Regions from separate parts of the Homo sapiens genome. Here region 2 is linked to region 1. A link is a contact called in ENCODE Hi-C or POLR2A ChIA-PET data. All regions are on one chromosome and are shown on one strand. Each heading gives the region's core, a stretch centred on a gene start or an enhancer-like site at or near the end of the contact. The rest is flanking DNA. Distances are from core to core; before and after follow the strand shown.

Region 1 (2,776 bases), core at 166-2,665:
TATGTGGTGTGGCTGTTCCCTTTTGCCAGCTGCAGCTGCCTGGGGTGGGGGCCGGCCGGGCACGCTTCATCACCTGCCCTGGCAGGCAGTCGCAGGTGCTGGGCCGGCCACTTTACATAGCCACGCTTGGGTTCCTCTGCCCGCGCTGCCGTCCTGCCCCCTTGCCTCTCCCCAGGAAAGGCCGAGGCTCTGAGGTCAGGAGCCGGCTGCGGGCCCCAGTGAGTTCTTGAGTATTTTTATTTCACTTCTTCGTTTCACTTTTACTGGTCCTGGGAGAAATATGCATGTTATTCAGGACCAGAGCAGTCATCACTGGGCCCAAGATGGCACTGTTCTGTGCCAACAAGGGGTCGTGGAGCAGGCAGACCCGGGTTCAAATCCTAACCCCACTGCTTGTTGGCTGGCCACATCACCCCTGGAGCATCTCCTGAGAGGTGCACGGGGTGGAGATTCTGATAGGGCGTGGCCTCTGGGCTGCTGTGTGGCTTCAGGCAACTTCCTGCCCCTCTCTGGGCCTCAACCCCTCTTCTGTAAAATGGGAATAACTACAGCCCATTCTTATAATGTGGCTCAAATTCAGCAGTTATGCGGTGTCACGCTGGGTGCCTGTCCACTGAACTTTTTGGGTGGAGGAGCTGGACCCACCGTATGTTCTTGAACTTGAGAAGCTTGGGCTTGCGTATGGATCCCTGTTGTGTGTGTGTGTGTGTGTGTGTGTATGTGTGTGTGTGTGTGTGTGTGTGTGTTTAGACGGAGTCTTGCTCTTATTGCCCAGGCTGGAGTGCAGTGGTGCAATCTCAGCTCACTGCAACCTCTGCTGCCTAGGTTCAAGCGATTCTCCAGCCTCAGCCTCCGGAGTAGCTGGGATTACAGGCACCAGCCACCATGCCCGGCTAATCTTTGTAATTTTAGTAGAGATGGGGTTTCAACATCCTGGCAAGGCTAGTCTCGAATGCCTGACCTCATGATCCACCCGCCTCAGCCTCCCAAAGTGCTGGGATTACAGGTGTGAGCCACTGTGCCCGGCCAAGGCAGGTTTTAAGATGCAGATTCCTGGGCCCTGCTTTGCATTGGGAGAAAGTGGGTTGGCCCTCAGATGTCGGCCCAGAAACTTCAGAAAAGGCTCCAGGACCTGGAGGTGTGTTTTTCCCTGGGACAGGATCAAAGGAGGGATGTGGGGAGGGGGAAACTGAGGCACAGGGCGGTGAAGCCACTTGCCCAGCAAGTGAGAGTGTCTGCACCAGGACTGAATAGGGGCTAGCTCGATTCAGAGCCAGCACCCTCTGGCCTGCAGTGATGCCCGGACGGAGTCCACCCCTGTCACTCTGTCCCGCTCAGCTCCTGAGCTCCTCCCGGGCCCCGTGTTCCAGCAGCCTCAGGGCTGCCGCAGAACATGAAGCCTGAGGCTTCCCCGGGGAACAGCTTGGAGCCGAGTTGGGGTTTATATAGTGGCTCCCAAAATATCTGGCCGCTGATAGGCTGAGCCGGGTGCAGGCGCGGCTGACCCATGCCGCGCTTCCTGTCCTGCCAAGATGTTTCCTGCCGATAGCCGGGCCCAGCGGCCTTATCTGTGACCTCAGGGACACCCAGGGGACAGGGTGTCCTGGCCTGGGCAGGGGCTGTGGGGAACCAGGAGGGGGTCAGGGCACAGGTGGTGGGTTCTCCATACACACAAGTTTTGGAAGGAGCACTGGACTTGCAGTCTGGCTGCCCAAGAGTTGAAAATTGGCTCTGGGTCTAAACAGCTGTCCCCCAGGGAAGCTGAGCCCCTCTAGAAATCTCAGTCTCTTATCTATCAACGGGGGGTACTGGGGTCTCCATTTCATTTATTTTTTATTTTTATTTTTATTTCGAGATGGAGTTTTGCTCTTCTTGCCCAGGCTGGAGTGCAATGTTGCGATCTCGGCTCACCGCAACCTCTGCCTCCCGGGTTCAAGCGATTCTTCTGTCTCAGCCTCCCGAGTAGCTGGGATTACAGGCATGTGCCATCACACCTGGTTAATTTTGTATTTTTAGTAGAGACGGGGTTTCACGATGATGGCCAGGCTGGTCTCGAACTCCTGACCTCAGGTGATCCACCCACCTCGGCCTCCCAAACTGCTAGGATTATAGGCGTGAGCCACTGCACCCAGCCTGGCATCTCCATTTTTATAAAACACTCGCCATCCCCTTGTGTCCCCTAGCCCAGTCCTCAAGGAGCCCCCAGTCTCAGGGAGACAGAGCTGGACACAGATGGCCACAGCCTGCAGGATCAGGGCTCGGTTGGAAGGCGGGTGGGGATGAGAGAATTTGGAGCATCTGTCTGCGGCAGCTGCCTGGAGGAGGGACATCACAGTTGGGGTTTAATGATATGTAGGAGCTCTCCAGGCAAATGACACGGAAGGGATGACCACGCTGAGGGAACAGCATGTGTGAATGCTTGGAGTCAGAGTGTCACTATCCCCATTTCACAGAGAAGGAACCTGAGATTCCAAGAGAAACTGATTCTGTGGCTCTGAAACCTGGCTCTTTCCTCTGCACCTGCTGACCAAGATCTCAGCTTCCGGAAGAGGACACGATAAGGACTAAGGGCTTCAGATGTACCCCACAATCTGAACAATTATATTTTTATTTCAAAATAATGTTATTACAACCCAAATAGTGAAATTAACAGTATATAATAAATTACACGCATCTACATCTGTATACATATACATATACACCCACATCTTAAGTTATAGGAAAGAGTTTATTTTGGCAGATAGTGTGAAACAAAATTAAAGTAGCATGAAAGAGT
Region 2 (2,776 bases), core at 131-2,630, 190 kb before region 1:
CTTGTCTCAAAAAAAAAAGAGCCTGTACCATTTATCCAGTTTCCTCTGAAGCAACATTTGCATAATGGTGGTACAGTATTGCATCTGGGATATTGATGATGATGGCTATGTTCAGGTTCTGAAGGAAGAGTCCTGGATTCTCTGGGGACCCAAATGACCACCTTGCGAGACCAGCAGAAGTTGGACATGCCCTGGCCAGGCGTGGTGGCTCACGCCTGTAATCCCAGCACTTTGGGAGGCTGAGGCGGGTGGATCACCTGAGGTCAGGAGGGCGAGACCATCCTGGCCAACATGGTGAAACCCTGTCTCTACTAAAAAATACAAAAATTTAGCCAGGTGTGTTGGCATGCATCTGTAATCCCAGCTACTTGGGAGGCTGAGGCAGGAGAATCACTTGAACCTGGGAGGCGGAGGTTGCAGTGAGCCGAGATCGCACCATTGCACTCCAGCCTGGGCAACAAAGTGAGACTCCGTCTCAAAAAAAAAAAAAAAAAAAAAGAAGATGGACATGCCTGGGGCTCACGGCCTCCGTCCAGCCCAGACAGAACTCAGGGCCTGCAGTGGGGCATGACACAGGGGTAAGGCATGCGTTCCCTGCCCTGGAGAGGAACCGAGAAGCAATAGAACCACCCCTGAGAGTTTAGACATTCAGCAAAGCAGCAAGGTGAATGACATGGACTGGGGAGGGCATCAGAGCACGGAATCAAGGTTTGAAAGCTTTTTTTTTCTTTTTTAAGAGACAGCTCTGTTGCCCAGGCTGGAGTGCAGTAGCACGATCATAGCTCACTGCAGCCTTGAACTCCTGGGCTCAGGTAATCCTTCTGCCTCAGCCTCCTGAGTAGCTGGGACCACAGGCATGTGCCACCATGCGTGGCTATTTTTTTTTTTTTGTAGAGATAGGGTCTTGTTGATAGCCAGGTACAGAACACGTCCCTCCTGTTGCCCTTTTATAGCCACACCCACTTCCCTCCCAGCCCATCTCTTCCTTATCCCCGGCAACCACCACTCTGTTCATTTCTACAATTTTATCATTTTAATGATGTTATGTGATGGAATTATTCAGTATGTAACCTTTGAGGTTTGGCCTTTGTCATTCAGCATAATTCTCTGGAGAGTCATCCAGATTATTGCATATGTGTCAGCTGTTCATTCCTTTTCATTGCTGAGTAGTATTCCATGGTGTGCTTGGACCACAGTTTGCTGAACCACTCACTTATTGGAGGACATCCGGGGTGTTACCAGTTTGGAGCAGTGACATATAAAGCTGTGGCCAACACTGCATACAGGATGTGGTATGAACATGACTCTTCATTTCTCCCGGGTAAATGCCCAGGACAGTTGCTGGTTCATGCGGTAGTTTCATGTTGTGTTTAGTTTTTTTTTGTTGTTGTTGTTTTAAGAAACTGCCAGTCTGTTTCCAGAGTCACCGTACCTTTTAACTTTCCCATCAGCAGTGTATGAGTGGCCCAGTTTGCCTGCATCCTCACCAGCATTTGATGTTGTCACTATTTGTTATTTTAGCCACTCTGATAGCGTGCAGTGGCATCTCACTGTGGTTTTAATTTGCATTCTTCTTTTTGCTAATGATGTTAAACATATTTTCATACGTTTATTTGCCATCTGCTATATTTCCTCTTTGGTAAAATGTCTTTTTGCCTTCAGATCTTTTGCCCATGTTCTTTTCTTCTTCGTGTTTTTTTGTTTGTTTGTTTGTTTGTTTGTTTGTTTTTTAAGAAATCAGATCTTGTTATGTTGCCCAGGCTGGTCTTGAACTCCTGGGATCAAGCAATCCTCCTGCTTTGGCTTCCTGAGTAGCTGGGACTACAGGTGTGCACCACGACGCCTGGCTAGTTTTTTAATTTCATGTAGAGATGGGGTCTCACTATGTTGCCCAGGCTGGTCTGGAACTCCTGGGCTCAAGCAGTCCTCCTGCTTTGGCCTCCCAAAGTGCTGGGACTACAGGTACGCACCACCATGCCTGGCTTGCCCATGTTCTAATTTGATTGTTTTCTTTTTTATGCTGTTGAATTTGAGAGCTCTCTAGTATATATTTTAGATAGTAGTCATTTGTTGGATATGTGCTTTGCAAACCTTTCTTTCTAGTCTGTAGCTTGCCTTTTCACCTTTTTATCTGGCTTTTTTTTTTGAGACGGAGTCTTGCTCTGTCACCCAGGCTAGAGTGCAGTGGCACAATCTCGGCTCACTGCAGCCTCTGCCCGCTGGGTTCAAGCAGTTCTCCTGGCTTAGCCTCCTGGGTAGCTGGGATTACAGGTGCACACCACTACACCCAGCTAATTTTTTTGTATTTTTAGCCATGTTAGCCAGGCTGGTCTTGAACTCCTGACCCCAGGTGATCCGCCTACCTTGGCCTCCCAATGTGCTGGGATTACAGGTGTGAGCCACCGCGCCCGGCCTTTCTCCCCCCCCCTTTTTTTTTAATACGGAATTTTGCTCTTATTGCCCAGGCTGGAGTGCAATGGTGCAATGGTGTGATCTCGGCTCACCTCAACCTCCATCTCCCGGGTTCAAGCGATTCTCCTGCCTCAGCCTCCCGAGTAGCTGGGATTACAGGCATGCGCCACCATGCCTGGCTAATTTTACATTTTTAGTAGAGATGGGGTTTCTCCATGTAGGTCAGACTGGTCTTGAACTCCCAAACTCTGGTGATCCTCCTGCCTCGGCCTCCCAAAGTGCTGGGATTACAGGCATGAACCACCACGCCAGGCCTTACATGGCTCTTTCACAGTGCAAACATAAAGTTTGTCTGCCAATCTTT

Evidence for each region. A loop is a pair of places that touch in the nucleus more often than their neighbours do. ChIA-PET counts read pairs that join two places held with the same protein, here RNA polymerase II (POLR2A). Pooled maps may share reads with other maps.
Region 2: a loop to region 1 is called in a map with no recorded cell type, with 5 times the contacts of the local background. The contact joins two enhancer-like sites. A Hi-C loop is called at or near these places in 2 of 37 single-sample maps with no recorded cell type and 4 of 50 pooled maps. POLR2A ChIA-PET finds 5 or more read pairs at or near these places in 5 of 52 experiments (BJ, GM12878, activated B cell and 2 more).

Annotation. Positions count from the first base shown.
Region 1 is chr19:16,257,375-16,260,150 of GRCh38, reverse strand. No RefSeq gene overlaps it. Among named protein-coding and RNA genes, the nearest start is that of AP1M1, 61 kb to the right of the region's middle. RefSeq lists enhancers at 246-465, 1,331-1,665. Within about 2 kb of position 1,415, at least 22 of the 41 ENCODE cell types and tissues checked have a DNase peak (open chromatin) inside an H3K27ac peak, as active enhancers do.
Region 2 is chr19:16,448,200-16,450,975 of GRCh38, reverse strand. All of the region lies in intron 1 of EPS15L1 (epidermal growth factor receptor pathway substrate 15 like 1), which reads left to right. Among named protein-coding and RNA genes, the nearest start is that of EPS15L1, 22 kb to the left of the region's middle. Within about 2 kb of position 1,380, at least 8 of the 41 ENCODE cell types and tissues checked have a DNase peak (open chromatin) inside an H3K27ac peak, as active enhancers do.